Linked DNA regions of Homo sapiens: region 1 is linked to region 2. A link is an interaction called in ENCODE POLR2A ChIA-PET data of the cell type or tissue named here. Cell type or tissue: OCI-LY7. All regions are shown on one strand. Links, peaks and the distances in the headings refer to the core of each region. The heading gives the core; the rest is flanking DNA.

Region 1 (8,342 bases), core at 52-8,051, 1.5 Mb before region 2:
AGGTAAGATCATATACAAGGCAAAGGAGCACACGCTTCCTAAGACAAACACACGCTCTCTCTCACATACACACAGACACAGACACACATATCCTCTGACTATCTTCACACCACAACTCCAACTCTGCATTCAACCCACTAGTCTCCTGGCGTCTCCTCTCCTGACCCCAGCATTTGTCTGAGGCTTCACCTATTGAGCATGTCTCAGATCCTGAAATGATTCCAGCTGCGGGGCCTCTGCTCCTCCGATACTGAATGCTAGCTGCCCCTTGAGCTTGGCTTCATCACGGCCCACATCATGGGTGAGGATCAATGAGGATGATAATGGTGATACTATTCATTTGACTCACCAGAAAGAACCCTAGCTTCCAGTTGACAATGCAAGGAAGAATAATTTAGCAATCTAAAAGCTTTCTTTTGCCAATATTGATGTATTTGGTGATTAAAATGAAGCCTGCGCTGCTGGTCTTTCTCCAGGCAGGCTTTCCAACATCATCCGCTAAAATGTTTGTGTTCATTGTGATTATCTTTGAAGTAAAAATAACACCAGCATTTCCTTAGCAAAAAAAGTTTAAAAAGTTTTAAAAAGAAAAACAGAAACATTATAATCCCACAGTAGAATACTGCTTCACAAGGAAAAAGAAAGAACAATTTATGGACACAATAACCTTTTTAAGTCTCAACATTATCAGGCTCAATAAAAGAAGGCTGATAAAACAATAGTCTATAATTCACCCTCTGCCCCCCTTTTTTGGAGACAGGGTCTAGCTGTGTCACTAAGGCTGGAGTGCAGTGATGTGATCTCAGCTCACTGTATCCTCGACCTCCTGGGCTCAAATGATCCTCCCACCTCAGCCTCCTGAGTAGCTGGGACCACAGGCATGAGTGACCACACCCAGCTAATTTTTGAATTTTTTGTAGAGATGAGGTTTCGTCATGTTGCCCGGGCTGGTCTTGACCTCCTGAGCTCAAGCAATCTGCCTGCCTTGCCCTCCCAAAATGCTGAGATTACAGGAGTGAGCCACCACAACCGGCCTATGATTCCTTTTTATATTCCAGAATATTTACGTGAATCTATGGTGGCACAAAGCCATTCAGTGGTTGACTGTGGATGGTGCAGGTCAAAACAGGGAGATGGAGACTGCAAGGAACCACAGGAAACTTTGGGTGGAGTGGTGGATAAGTTCATTATTTGGATTGTCGTGATGGTTTTATTTGTCAAATTTGGTCTAATTATACATCTGAAATATTTCATTGTATTGTGTCAATTGCTTCTCAATAAATTCATGAAAAATGAGTGTCCTCAAGTATCACTTGTATACAAATGTGTGTTGTAGTTTTCGTCAAAAGAGCCCCAAACAGAAAACAACCCAAATGCCCATTAACAGGAAAATAGATTTAAAATGTTGACTATTTATACACTGAAATATATCACAGCCAATAAAGGGAATGAACTATCAATTTAAGCACCATCGGTGGTGAATCTCAAAAATATTTTACGGACCCAAGAAAGCCAGACACAAAGTTGTATGATTCTATTTATATTGAATTCCAAGAGCAAAAGCTATTTATGATGATGGAAATCAAAAAGTGGTTGCTTTTAGGAGTTGAGAAGAATTGGCCAGAAAGGGTGATGGAGAAATTCCCTGGGGTCATGGAAATGCTTTACATGTTGTTTTGGTGGTGATTAGATGGACATCTGCAAAGCACATGGAACTCTTAAATGTAATATCTGCTACATTTTAATTATACCAGAATAAAAATTAGAAAAATAAAAAAATTACCAATCTCAGAGAGGAAGAGAAGCTAAATTATATACACCAGGATGTGCACACATATATATGTTATATATATAATATATATATATTTTATATATATAATATATATATATTTTATATATATTATATATATTTTATATATATAATATATATATATTTATATATTTTATATATATAATATATATATTTATATATATATTATATATATTTTATATATATATTATATATATATTTTATATATATATAATATATATATTTTATATATAATATATATATATTTTATATATATAATATATATATTTTATATATATAATATATATATTTTATATATATAATATATATATATTTTATATATATAATATATATATATTTTATATATATATATATGAAGGGGGAGAGAGAGAGAAGAGACTGAGAAAGCAACCAAGCCGTAGGCTCCCTTTTCAGAGCAGCGAATAGAGGAACATTTAACTGCCATGCTCATGCATGCTCCAGATACCACCAAAGTATTGTTAAAAGCAAAGCAAATGTATTTGTCCCTGTCTGCCGGGTGCAATTAAAGTCAAGGAAAATGTATTTGCTGAGCTGTACAAGCAGACAGCGTACGGCATGGACCATCTGTCCTTCCTGGGGCCCGCAGCTGCGGTGTGCACAGCCCCCAATTCCATCTCTCTGGGAATATCACACTCCTGCTCAACTGTTGAGAAAATGCCCAACTCAAAAATTGCCAGCCTCTGGTTGTCAGTGGCGGGGAGTTGGGGGTGGCGTGTTGGATTGTGAAAGAGGTGAAACTCGTTTTCACTCACTTTGTTTCTTCAAGTCCCACAGAAACTTCACGTGTCCATTGTTCAGAGGTTCATGGAAGTGGGACAGAGCTGATCATTCACCATCTCACTCAGCCACTCACTTGGTGCTGACCTTGGGAAGTTTAGTGAACATTTCGGCGACTGTTGTCTAATGTGTTAATGATACAAAATTTATGCCAAAGATTTGAATTGTTACAATAATTAATAAAATAACAGATTGAAAGCAACTAGCATAGATCATTGCACTTGATATACACTCCATAATTGACATATTTTATTGTTATTTATTCCATAAAATGTGCGGTCCTTTTCCTGAAGCAGTAAGAATAACTAGGGCATAGCTGAGAGTGCAAATCACACACCCACACCCACATAGCCCTACCCCACAACACACTGAAATGTAAGTCCCATAAAGCCAATGACGTATTTGTCTTGTCCTTGACATCTCTGTATCCCTAGTGCCTGGAATAAAGCTGACACGCAGCTACGGCTCAAAACAGATTTGCTGAATGAAACACAGCTTAATTAGAAGATGCAAACATCTTTACCACAGTCCATGTTTAAAGCAAATTTATGTTGTTCTTGGAGGTAAGTTGTTAAGGCAATGAATTGATTAGTGATCATTAAGATTTTTATTCTGGCTGAGATGGGTGGATCACCTGTGGTCAGGAGTTCGAGACCAGCCTGACCAACATAGTAAAACCCTGTATCTACTAAAAAAAACAAAAATTAGCTGGACATGGTGGCGTATGCCTGTAATCCCAGCTACTTGGGAGGCTGAGGCATGAAAATAGCTTGAACTTGGGGGGCGGAGGTTGCTGTGAACCAAGATTTACCATTGCACTCCAGCCTGGGCAACAAGAGCAAAACTACATCTCAGAAAAAAAAAAAAAAAAGATGTTGATTCTGAAAATGTCCATGAGGTTTGGATTTACACAAGTGAATACTTAACTAGATAAGAATCCAATCCCTGCCAACAGGCTTCACTTTCTTAGTGTTTGATGCATGTATTCCATCCTTAGAATTTACCATCCTAAGCATAAACTTTGCTGAGCTAGGAATAAAGGCTAATTGGGAGACTGGTGGGAAAGAGCTAGTGCCCTGAAGACCCTGAATATGGACAGAGGCAGCAGGAAGGGAAATTAGGGCACTAAGTGAAACGGGAGGAGTTTTCCCTTATTCCACTCATAGGGCATACCATAGGAGGTGTGGCTCCCTTCTTTGGTGCCCAGCTGCTCAAATCTGTAGGGGAAGCATACAGACGGGCAGGTCATGGGGAGAGTCTTTGGGCTGGAACCCCATGGCAGCGTCTAGGATTGAGTGTTTACAGCTCCCGAAGCCCCAGTGGGCATGTGTGCTCTTTCAGCTTAGCCGTCTGCAGGTGGCTTGCGTTCATCAGCTCAATTAGACCCTCTGCCTAATCGCAAGGACAGAGGGCTTTCTGTATCCCAGGTTCTTGCCCTAGTGTACCGGAAAAATCAGATCACATGTGGGCTTGGAGAATGAGTGCAAGGTCTTATTGAGCGGAGGTAGCTCGCAAGGGTACATGGGGAGGCCAGAAGGGGGATGGTGTTGGAAAGGGGTCTTCCCTGGAGTTGGGCCGCCTAGTGGCTGGACACTCCTCTAACCGCCCCTGGCTGAATTCCATGCCCTCCTGCCATCGATGACCTGCCAGAGTCTGCTGGTGCCTGTCGGTGTGCTCTTCCACTCCTCTGCTCCTCTCAACGTCCAGCGCCTGTGTGTGTGTGCCCGCTAGGATCTCGGGATTTCTATAGGCACAGGATGGGGACATGGCAGGCCGGAGTGGTCTTGGAAGATGCAATATTTGGGTGTGGAAACAGGAGTGCCTGGCCTCACTTAGGTCTGCGGGCCCAGGCCCCAGGTGGAGCTCTCGCCAGGGACCCCGCCCTTCTCTATTTAGCACTTCCGTGCCCCCCTCTCATGTCACAAGCACACCTGCTTCTGCTTCAGGTCCAGGCTCCATGTTGCAATCAGGCTGAATAGTATCTCCCTCAGCAGTCACTTACCTGGGCCAGTTCAAGCTGGGGCAGGGCAGTTTAGGGGCCACAGACGTGGCACAGTGAACCTTTCAGCTGAAGAAACCAGAGGGCTCACGGACCTGATAGAAAATTAGAAGAGCCATACAAATTATATGGATTTGCTTTCTTTGTTGCTTTGACCCCTTTTTGAGTCAAATGTCACTTTGCTGGAAATACAGGATTTGGGTTGCTGGCAGAATGCTCTTTATTCCTCAAACAGGCCAGCAGCTAGTAACTTTGGACAGAGATTTGTTTCAACTTAAGAACAAAGAAGAAAACACCGCTGTGATGAAAAATAGTGATTTTAAGGGTTTCTATTGAGCCAATCAACTAATGAGGAAAGAAGCGCTACAACCTTTTTTAAAAAATCGCCTCCCTAAGGAGTCTTTTTAGATAATTTTTTCCTAATTGTTTCTCCAACTTCATCACATTAAATACTAAGGAATAAGACTTTGTCAGTGGGGCTAGTTTTGGAGGGACAAAACACATAATAACAGAAATTTTTGCCCCCTCCAAGAGCCAATTTTCACCCTGTTGGGGGCAGTACAGTGTCATCCCTAATGAGAGCATATGTTCCAAATATGTTTTTACTTAATCCTCACAACACCTTCATGAAGGAGGTTTTTTTTTTCTTTTCTTTTTACAGTTATTTTCACATTAGAATGAGGAAACAGACTGCAAATGCAAAATAACTTGCCCAGAGGTACTTGGTTAGTAAGAGCTGAGCTGGAATTTGAACTGAGGCTTGCTTGACTTAAAAAATATATGTTCTTGAATTCTGCAACATGGTCTCTCCTTGACTCAAGAAACAAACTACAAATGACAAATCTCAATAGACTGATGAAAAATGAATCTTTAATGAGCATTTTCAGTGGTTCTCTGAGAATGTGTTGTCTGGGGTATTCAATCAGAATTTAGTCTGCAAGTTCTCTCAAAGTTTTCATATTTTTTTTTTTTTGAGATGGAGTTTCACTCTTGTTGCCCAGGCTAGAGTGCAATGGTGCAATGGCGCATTCTTGGCTCACCACAACCTCTGCCTCCTGGATTCAAGCGATTCGCCTGCTTCAGTCTCCAGAGTAGCTGGCATTACAGGCATGTGCCACCACGCCCAGATAACTTTTTTTTTTTTTTTTTTTTTTTTTTTAGTAGAGACAGGGTTTCTCCATGTTAGTCAGGCTGGTCTTGAACTCCCGACCTTAGGTGATCCACCCGCCTTGGCCTCCCAAAGTGCTGGGATTACAGGCGTGAGTCACTGCACCCGGGCCATATTTTCTTAAATAACAGATACAATCTACATAACATAAAGTGTATAATTTAGTGGTTTTTAGTATATTCAGAGTCATGCAACCATCATCACTAATTTCAGGACATTTTCATTCCCCCTCCAATAAAACCCCATATTCAGTAGTAGTCACTATCCAGGATCTCCTTCCCCTCAATACTTGGCTACCACTAATATCTTTCCCCTATCAGTTCAGTGGCCTAAACAGTGCATAGAAATAAAATTGTACAACATATGGCCTTTTTTGACTGGCTTCTTTTATTTAAATACTCAATATTTACTTACTTAATATTGAGTGTTAACTTGATTGGATTGAAGGATGCAAAGTATTGTTCCTGGGTTGAACAACACAAACTGGGTTCCATCAGAGGGTGGAGGGTGGGAGGAGTGAGAGGATCAGGAAAAATAACTAATGAGTATCCCTCTGTCAGCTGACAGACATTGTGTTGGTTAATATTGAGTGTCAACTTGATTGGATTGAAGGATGCAAAATATTGATCCTGGTGTGTCTGTGAGGGTGTTGCCAAAGGAGATCAGCATTTGAGTCAATGGACTGGGAGAAGCAGACCAACCCTCAGTCTAGGTGGGCACCATCTAATCACTGCCAGTGTGGCCAGAATAAAGCAGACAGAAGTTGGAAGGACTGGACTTGCTGAGTCTTCTGGCCTTCATCTGTCTCCTGTGCTGGATGCTTCCTGTCCTCAAAGGTCAGACTCCAAGTTCTTCAGCTTTTGGACTCTTGGACTTACACCAGGGTTTGCCAGGGGCTGTCGGGCCTTTGGCCACAGACTGAAGGCTGCACTGTCGGCTTCCCTACTTTTGAGGTTTTGGGACTCAGACTGATCCACCACTGGCTTCCTTGCTCCTCACCTTGCAGACGGCCTATCGTGACACTTCACCTTGTGATCGTATGAGTCAATTCTCCTTAATAAACTCCATTTCATATATACATTTATCCTATTAGTCCTGTCCCTCTAGAGAACCCGGACTAATACAGACATAGACTGTTTCCACCTATTTGCTACTATGGATAACTCTGCTATGAAGAGTTGTACAGGTTTTTTGTGTCAATATACATTTTAAATTCTCTTGGGTGCTGTAATAGGTAGAATAGTACCTATGACCTGATACATTTCACTTCCCCCATGCTCATTTCCCACGCCCACAAAAAGCTGCCTCCGCAGCCTGTTTCATGTTCAGCTTTGTGGTTAAAATGTTTTTTCTTTTTTCTTACATTACTTCCTTTAGGTCAAAATCAAATCATAGTAATTTAGAAAACTCTTTTATTACATATTTCAAGTTGCCATTTAATTATTGGAGAGATTATGCTGAAGAGGCCTTATACTCTGTATTGAAAACTGGAACACTTAATTATCCACATGAGAGAGGCAAACAAAATATTCTAGGTGCTACTGACATATGCCAGACATTCTAGTATAGGGTTTGATATCCATGTTTTACCTTCCAAATTATACCATATGGCTGATGAACCCACAGAAGCCAAGGGTAAAAGGAACATTTATCCATCGTGCATGATGTGACTAAGATTGTGTTAAGGGTTTCAATATTATCTCTCCTATTTCCACACTTGGAAAGAATAAGCAGGCCAGGTGGAGTGGCTCACACCTGTAATCCCAGCACCTTGGGAAGCCAAGGTGGGTGGATCGCTTGAGGTCAGGAGTTTGAGACCAGCCTGGCCAACATGGTGACAACCCATCTCCACTAAAAATACAAAAATTAGCCCAGCGTGGTGGTGGGCACCTGTAGTCCCAGCTACTCGGGAGGCTGAGGTGGGAGAATTGCTTGAACCCGGGAGACGGAGGTTGCAGTGAGCTGAGATTGCACCACTGCACTCCAGCCTGGGTGACAGAGTAAGACTCCATCTCAAAAAAAAAAAAAAAAAAAAAAGGCATGATTTTATTTTTTAAATCACAAAATGAGATTTTGTGAGGCTATATATGTCTGGAAGATCCCACAGGTAATCACTGGTGCAACCAGGAGTGAAACACAGTCCTGCCTGACTCCCACGCCACCCCTTGGCACAGCCCCTTAAATGGTGCTTTCCACAAAATTCGTATCTGTTGCATTATGTTGGGAAAAGGGGTTTGGATGCAGCTAGACAGGATTCTTCTTTGCTTCTATTTTCTTTTCACAAAACTGTTGGAAAAATAAAATAAAATTTCTAAACCTTCTGTCTAATGTCTGTAGTCTGGCAAGAGAGCTAGGAAAGCCACACTTTTGTACAATAACTGATGAACCCAGTAGAAAATCACTTACCACTGACAGCCCTGACCTCCTTGAAGCAAATCCATAGGAAGAGGAGCCTCTCTTCTGCATTGTCATTCTTACCATTGTGTAGGCAAAGGGGGCTCATCTCCTGTGAAACTGAATACAAATAAAGGATTGAGCCATTTAAAACCAGGCCTGCTTCCTTCTTT
Region 2 (8,342 bases), core at 186-8,185:
AGAGCTTTGCAGCAGAGGATGGAAATGGAGCAGCATGGTATGGTGGGCTCTGAGATAAGTAGTAGTAGGACATCTGTGTCCCAGATTCCCTTCTACAGTTCCGACTTACCTTGTGATTTTATGCAACCTCTAGGACCCCTTCAGCAGTCTCCACAACACCAACAGCAAATGGGGCAGGTTTTACAGCAGCAGAATATACAACAAGGATCAATTAATTCACCCTCCACCCAAACTTTCATGCAGACTAATGAGCGAAGGCAGGTAGGCCCTCCTTCATTTGTTCCTGATTCACCATCAATCCCTGTTGGAAGCCCAAATTTTTCTTCTGTGAAGCAGGGACATGGAAATCTTTCTGGGACCAGCTTCCAGCAGTCCCCAGTGAGGCCTTCTTTTACACCTGCTTTACCAGCAGCACCTCCAGTAGCTAATAGCAGTCTCCCATGTGGCCAAGATTCTACTATAACCCATGGACACAGTTATCCGGGATCAACCCAATCGCTCATTCAGTTGTATTCTGATATAATCCCAGAGGAAAAAGGGAAAAAGAAAAGAACAAGAAAGAAGAAAAGAGATGATGATGCAGAATCCACCAAGGCTCCATCAACTCCCCATTCAGATATAACTGCCCCACCGACTCCAGGCATCTCAGAAACTACCTCTACTCCTGCAGTGAGCACACCCAGTGAGCTTCCTCAACAAGCCGACCAAGAGTCGGTGGAACCAGTCGGCCCATCCACTCCCAATATGGCAGCAGGCCAGCTATGTACAGAATTAGAGAACAAACTGCCCAATAGTGATTTCTCACAAGCAACTCCAAATCAACAGACGTATGCAAATTCAGAAGTAGACAAGCTCTCCATGGAAACCCCTGCCAAAACAGAAGAGATAAAACTGGAAAAGGCTGAGACAGAGTCCTGCCCAGGCCAAGAGGAGCCTAAATTGGAGGAACAGAATGGTAGTAAGGTAGAAGGAAACGCTGTAGCCTGTCCTGTCTCCTCAGCACAGAGTCCTCCCCATTCTGCTGGGGCCCCTGCTGCCAAAGGAGACTCAGGGAATGAACTTCTGAAACACTTGTTGAAAAATAAAAAGTCATCTTCTCTTTTGAATCAAAAACCTGAGGGCAGTATTTGTTCAGAAGATGACTGTACAAAGGATAATAAACTAGTTGAGAAGCAGAACCCAGCTGAAGGACTGGTAAGTGTAAATCATAAAAACGACAACTTTTTTCTTTTGTTTTAAATTATACTTACAGCAGATTAGTACCAGCAACTGTATTTCCACATTATTCTACAACCTTTTTATTCTAAAGGACCATTTTTTATTTTGTCATTTCTACCTCTCTGGAACCCATGTTTTTACTTATATCTAAACTATATTAAATAATAATTTGTTTACTATTTTTTAAAAAGCAAAGGCATGTATTGCATTTCATATATAACGTGATGTGTAGCAACTGGTTATTACCACATTGAGTTGATATGACTAAAGCAAAGTAAGTAAATGTCTATGTACTTTATTGTAAATAAGTGATTAATTTCCATTAACCTCTTTAAAATGCAGAGGATAGCCCATGCACCCCTATTAATACCCTTGGCACTCTTAGGGATACCACACTGGGAAGCTATTGTGTGGTTACAGTGTTGTATTGATACTTAATGTAATGTTACATGTAGATACTGTTTTGTAGTTTTCCATGTATCAATTTTCTATCAGTTTTAAGTTATTAACATTTAATTTGCTTTTTTTTTCATTTACATGAAGAGCTAACTTGTAAATATACCTTTACAAGAATCTGTCCCCTTTATTTCAGTTAACTTCATTAAGATAGTTCCAAAACTGGAGTTTGAGTCATGGGAATTGGTCTGCTTAATAGCTCTTGCCTGTTTATCTTTCAGAAGGTGCAGTGCCATTACCAGTGCATTCATAAAGCTGTCCCTAGAGAGCTTCTCAAATTGGATTTCATTTTCATATTTTAATTAAGGGTTGAGTGGTATATTTAGTTGTCCAGTTTTTTCATTTTAAGATTGTTAATGAAGCTCATCTTTTTGCAAGTGTTGCTTTTTTTCTTGTCTTTGACCATTCAGTAGAGATTGAGTGTTGACTTGATAGATTTGTGTAATTTTTGTAAATTTTACTGGTTATGCTTTTACAGTTGTCACCAGTAAATATAGGCAACTCTCCAGCACAGTCTCCATCCACTTTCTCCAAGACATCTTATACCCTGAGGAGTACTGAATAACTTGCAGCCTTCTGTCTTTTTACCCTTCTATGTATACCACATGCTGCTGCTTCTGCCTGTTCTGTTCTCCCTTCTTATATACGTCTGGACAATATATTTTTATCTTTTGAAATGCAGTTCTTGAGTCATCTTTTTCCAGATACCTTTCTCACCTCTCCCAATCTCAAATATGTGTTGATGCTCGTGTTCTCACATAGCGATTTCTGTTGTACCACTTAACATTATTTAAATAGCTCCTTGAAGGACGTAGACTACATTTTGAGCATGTTTATATTAAAATTTGTGGGTGTAAGAATGTTTAATGGCATGGGGAACAACCACGTCAAGTTTAAAAAGTAGCCCCTCCCCCCAAATTAAAGTGTGATTTAAATAAATATATAGTGATTTAAATATATATAAATATATACATCTATATATAAATATATATATAAATATAAATATATAAATATATATATATAATTAATTTTTAGGTTCTTGCCACTCAGAGTGCAGTCCTTGGGGATCCGCAGCATCCACATCAGGTGGGAGCTTTGTAACACATGCAGAATCTCCCGCCACACACCTGCTTCTCAGAATGTAGACTTAGGAAGATCCCCAGGTGATTCCTGAGCATCTGAAGGGGAGAAGTACTGCTCTAGGCAGGTGATTCTCAAAGCTAAAGTGTGAGGAGCACCAGGAGGGCTTGTTAAACCAAGATTGCTGGGCTCCAGCCCCGGTATTTCTGATTCTGCAGGTCTGGGTGGGACCAGATAATCTGCATTTCTAGACCAGCTCTAGATGCTGCTGCCGCCCTGGAGACCCCTTGAGAGCCACAGAACTAGCCTGGAGATGAGCAGTCTAAGCCTGCTTTCGCCTCCCTCCATGAGCTAAAAATGGCTTTTACATTTTTAAATGGTTGAAAAAAAATCTAAGGAAGAGTAGTATTTTGTGACACATAAAAATTATACAAAATTCAAATTTGTCCGTGAATTTTAAAAGTTTTATTTGAACGCAGCCAAGCTCATTGATTTATGAATTGTTTATGGCTGCTTTTGAAGTACAAGGGCAGAGTTGAGTAATTATGCCAGGGGCTGTATGGCCTACAGAGGCTTACAATATTTATCATCTGGCTCTTTACATAAAAATGTTGCCATCCATGCGCTAAACTATTTAGAATATAACTGGAAACTAATTTTCAGAACCGTCAGAGATTCAATGCAGAATTCATTACAGTAAGTTCAGCTACTATAATCGTCTATAGCAGAGTACTGCTGTTAAATTTAGAAATAATGGAGCCTGAAAATATTCCTGTGTTTTAAGGTACTGATAGGACTACCCTTAAAGGCCTTTTCAGGGCTTGGCTTATTCTCACTTTGTAATGATAAAAATAAAGAAAAGGTTTATTTGTTATCATCTACGTTCTCTCCCATTGACTTTAAGTATGTGGCCATTATTTTTCAGTCAAATACGGTTGTGAACTAATTTGAAGAACCAGTGTTTTTTCTTTTTATTGTTGTCTGGTGCTATCTGTTCTCTCACCTAAGATGCATAGGCTGTAAAGCTTTTCTGGAGCCTGTGAATTGTTTCAGCACACCTCATATTTCACTAGTTCCTAAGGGGAACCAAAAATAACTCACCAAGACCACTATGCAGAGGCTCCTATAGCCATCTACAAGCATTTCCTTCCCTTCTGCAGTAAGTAAGCAGGAATAAGGGGTTCCCCAGCCCCAGGGAGGTCAGCATGAGGGGTAATGCTTTGCCAGAAAGGGCTGTGGCCTTACTAATGAGTTCTGCTCTTTCCTCAAGCTTCGCAGCTTACTGATTTCCATACTCGAGAATAACGTTTGAAGAAAAGGATGGTGTTTTTGGAAAACCAGCATTGACACCACTCTATCTTCCCTACTTATTTAATACCTTTTAGTGCCATGTTAGGATGACGCGTCATAGCTTGGCACTGCATGAACTAAAAACCAAATATGCAAATTGTTCACTTATTTTTTACCCTTTCCAATTACATTAGCAAACTTTGGGGGCTCAAATGCAAGGTGGTTTTGGATGTGGCAACCAGTTGCCAAAAACAGATGGAGGAAGTGAAACCAAGAAACAGCGAAGCAAACGGACTCAGAGGACGGGTGAGAAAGCAGCACCTCGCTCAAAGAAAAGGAAAAAGGACGAAGAGGAGAAACAAGCTATGTACTCTAGCACTGACACGTTTACCCACTTGAAACAGGTGAGGGTGAGTCATTTAGAGCAGCCTCTTTTAAAAGTCAAGGATATAGGCTGGGGGCAGTGGCTCATGCCTGTAATCCCAGCACTTTGGGAGGCTGAGGCAGGTGGATCACTTGAGGCATGAGTTCTAGATGAGCTTAGCCAACATGGCAAAACCTCATCTCTACGAAAAATACAAACATTTACTGGGCGTGGTGGTACACGCCTGTAATTCCAGCTACTTGGGAGGCTGAGGCACGAGAATTGCTTGAGCCTGGATGGCAGAGGTTGCAGTGAGCCGAGATTGTGCCACTGCACTCCAGCCTGGGTGACAGAATGAGACTGTGTCTCAAAAAAAAAAACAAAAAAAAAACAAACAATTCAAGGACACGAGAGATCAAATGCTAAAAGACATCTGGACAAGGAACCTAGTAGACTTTTTCCAAGCAGAATTGCACCGTATCCTATTGGCATCTGAAATTTACGGTAATACAAATGGATTGATAGGTGATAGTCAAGATTTTCTTATGTTCATAAGGAGTAGCCTCAGTACCAAGAAAAAAATCTGTCCTCAGTACTTTGTTGTGACTCTGAATCCAAAGAAACACATTGTGAATTCTGTTCTACACCTTTGTGGTTGTTACAGAAGGTGGGAGACAGTTGCTAACAGTGCTGTTGGTGGTACCCAGCCTCAGTTGATGCCCCAGTTTTTGCTGAGCATAGATAAGAAATATGTTTTTCTTGTTAGATGCCTGGCAGCATTCATTTAGTACAGAGCTTATTTTTAAGTCTCAAAGGTCTGTAGTCTCTCTCACTTACTCCAGCATTTTGATACTTGAAAATTTTAAGTCTCATTTTTCTGAAGCCTTATTCAACAAAGTTGCTTCGGGTCTTAGAAAGTTGAGCTACACTGAGTTCCTTTTATCATGTACATTACTCTTAAATGTGTTTTTTAATAGCAGCTCTCTCTGCTCCCTCTAATGGAACCAATCATTGGAGTGAACTTTGCGCACTTTCTTCCTTATGGCAGTGGCCAATTTAATAGTGGGAATCGACTTCTAGGAACTTTTGGCAGTGCTACCCTGGAAGGGGTTTCGGACTACTATTCTCAGTTGATCTACAAGGTATGTTTCTCTGCCAAGGTGTTGTCTTGCTTCATCTTTGGGTAACATGTCAGAATTGATAGAGCTTGTCTTATTTTTGTATTTAGTTTACATCTACTCTTCCAAGTTTTATTAAAACTTAAGTTCAGCTACAGGGTTAAAATTTTACCTGGTGAAGTATTTCTAGCATAAACATTTGAAGTTGTTTTTATAGGTAAGAATACAAATTGCAAGAAATATCTATTATGTACTTCCATGGTAGTGGAAATCCTTATTTCCTTATAACCTTTATTAACACTTAAAATGAATTCAAAAATCATTGTAAATGGTGGGGATTTAAAAAAAGTAGTAGTTTACCTTGAAAAATGAAATTAAACAATTTTAAGTATATCTAATAATTTAGGTATTAATTACAAGTAATTCCTAGACTATTGTAGGTTTTTTTTTTTTTTTTGAGACAGGGTCTCGCTCTGTCACCCAGGCCAGATTGCAGTGGTGCAATCTCAGCTCCCTGCAATCTCTGCCTCCCAAATTCAAGCAATTCTAGTGCCTCAACCTACCAAGTAGCTGGGACTACAGGCATGCACCACCACACCCTGAGGTCAAGGCTGCAGTGAGCATGATTGTGCCATTGCCCTCTACCTCTAGCTTGGGTGACAGAGCAAGTCTCTGTCTCCAAAAAGAAAAAAAAAAAACTATCTTAACTCATAAGCTGTTCTCCAACCTTATTTTATCATCCTCATGAAATTCTTTATCTTTGCAAAATTTGTAATTTGACTTTGCACTTGATTTGCATGGTGTTATTGGTAGATTCCAAGTCTCTCCTTGAGAGACTAATCAGTAAATGACAAATTGGTGATAACTGTTAAGCTGGGAGAGGTGTCTGAAGAGGAACTACATTAATGATTTAGTTACTTTAGTAGTAGCATTAGTACTGTTGCTTCTTTTAAAGGTCTTAGTCAATCCAGATTCTCATATCTCGGATGTGAGTTGTATTACAAGTTTAAGACCAGAAATTCTTAAGTTTTTCATAGAACTAGGGCATATCTTAATGAGAACTTAAAGGATATTTTGATAATATTTTGCAATTTCTTGATTGCATTTTAAAGTTATCCTTCACTAGCTATAACCACGAAACTTGAAGAATTGCATAAATAAAATCAGGTAGAAAGGAAATTAGCTTCTTAATTTCAGAGCTTAAGTAGTCAAGCTGGGTAAAGTAAGCAAGTTGGTATGTCCATAAAATCACGAGTATCTGTTCCACTAAGAAGCCTCCTGGCCTTGTAGGTATTGTTTTCTTGGTGTGCAAGATACATCTTGATTACATTTCTGTAGCCTTGCTTCTATGTGCAAAAAATTCACAGAACTACGTTTTAGCAAGGTCATTGCATATTCGCTCAGTAGCATATAATTTAAATTTTTTGGTCTCCTGCAGCAGAATAATTTAAGTAATCCTCCAACACCCCCTGCCTCTCTTCCTCCTACACCACCTCCTATGGCTTGTCAGAAGATGGCCAATGGTTTTGCAACAACTGAAGAACTTGCTGGAAAAGCCGGAGTGTTAGTGAGCCATGAAGGTATGATTATAGCCTCCAAATTTCACACCTCGGAGAAATGTGCCTCTGCCAGTTGTGTATTGTGAAATGGCAATAGAATTGTAAAGTTCTACCCATTTATCAATATTGACTGAATGTATTTATGGTTTTGTGTTTTTGCTTTTCCAGTTACCAAAACTCTAGGACCTAAACCATTTCAGCTGCCCTTCAGACCCCAGGACGACTTGTTGGCCCGAGCTCTTGCTCAGGGCCCCAAGACAGTTGATGTGCCAGCCTCCCTCCCAACACCACCTCATAACAATCAGGAAGAATTAAGGTACAGGTTATTTTTTTCTCAAATAATTCTTAGTTATTTCTTCTTTTAAAAAAAATAAATGTATGTATGTGGCATAATGTCTTTAGGAATAGCATGTAAAAACATTTGAAGAGTACAATTTGGTGAATAATCTTCAGGATTTAAAGTTTATAAGACATTGTTACCATTAAACATAATTAGTTTGCATTTTTTTAAGCCTACATCATATAGAGAGTTAAATAATCTAATAGACAGTTAAGTATTAGATTATTTAATCTAATTAAATAATCTAATAGACATGAAGGTAGTGGAAAATCTCCATGCAACATATTTCAGAAATCATTGTCCTTTAAAGGGTATTAATGTGATTTATTGGGTTTATTGTTGTTTGTAGATGTCTAAAATGAAAGAGCAGAAGTTGCTATATCAGAGAACGCCGTCGTGGAAGAGAGTTTAAGAACTGTCTGGGGTTTGATGTCTTTGTGTCAGTTCTTTAACTGTAAGATTCTAATTGGGGAGAATCAAGTTCCCTTAGTAGATGATCGCTAGCCAACTCTTTAGATCCAGAGGGTTCTTACAACTTCATCAAATAATTATCTCTTCTTTGGAAAATCTGCCCACTACCCTCTATTTGATGAGACATTTATTTAACCTAAGTCCCTTACTTTATTAATGGGGAAACTTTGGACCGAAGTGGAGAATAATCTGTCCCAATTGAGGATCCAGGTCCTCTTTCTACTGTACCTCAGTAGGCCAGCCTTTCTTGGGTCTCCTGCATGACAGCTACTTCTCTGCGTGAGGAGTGGGAGACAGCAGTTCCACAGGGTTGTGGAACTTAGTCTGAGACCTCACAATTGGCCTGGTAGACTCAAACTTGAACTCAACAGAAGGGACCAGTCTTTTGTTTTTCTCACCTCACTTTATCAGTTAAGAAAAATAAGGGCCGATCAAGTCAATGGCTA

Evidence for each region. Peaks named below come from ENCODE experiments on the same cell type or tissue, not always from the same donor. Only the 100,000 strongest peaks of a DNase experiment are listed, where the experiment ranks them.
Region 1: POLR2A ChIA-PET joins it to region 2 with 5 read pairs; 2 of 35 experiments call an interaction of 5 or more read pairs at or near these places.

The regions. Positions count from the first base shown.
Region 1 is chr7:153,692,278-153,700,619 of GRCh38, reverse strand. No RefSeq gene overlaps it. Among named protein-coding and RNA genes, the nearest start is that of LINC01287, 280 kb to the right of the region's middle. In OCI-LY7, for the core only: a CTCF peak has its summit at 5,211; no DNase peak of the experiment used is centred there.
Region 2 is chr7:152,154,969-152,163,310 of GRCh38, reverse strand. KMT2C (lysine methyltransferase 2C) reads left to right here. Exons shown (of 59, transcript NM_170606.3): 43 at 1-1,194; 44 at 4,239-4,448; 45 at 6,965-7,106; 46 at 7,254-7,401. Among named protein-coding and RNA genes, the nearest start is that of GALNT11, 130 kb to the right of the region's middle. RefSeq lists an enhancer at 4,290-4,349. In OCI-LY7, for the core only: no CTCF peak of the experiment used is centred there; a DNase peak (open chromatin) is centred at 4,330; H3K4me3 peaks cover 1,603 bases; H3K27ac peaks cover 3,522 bases.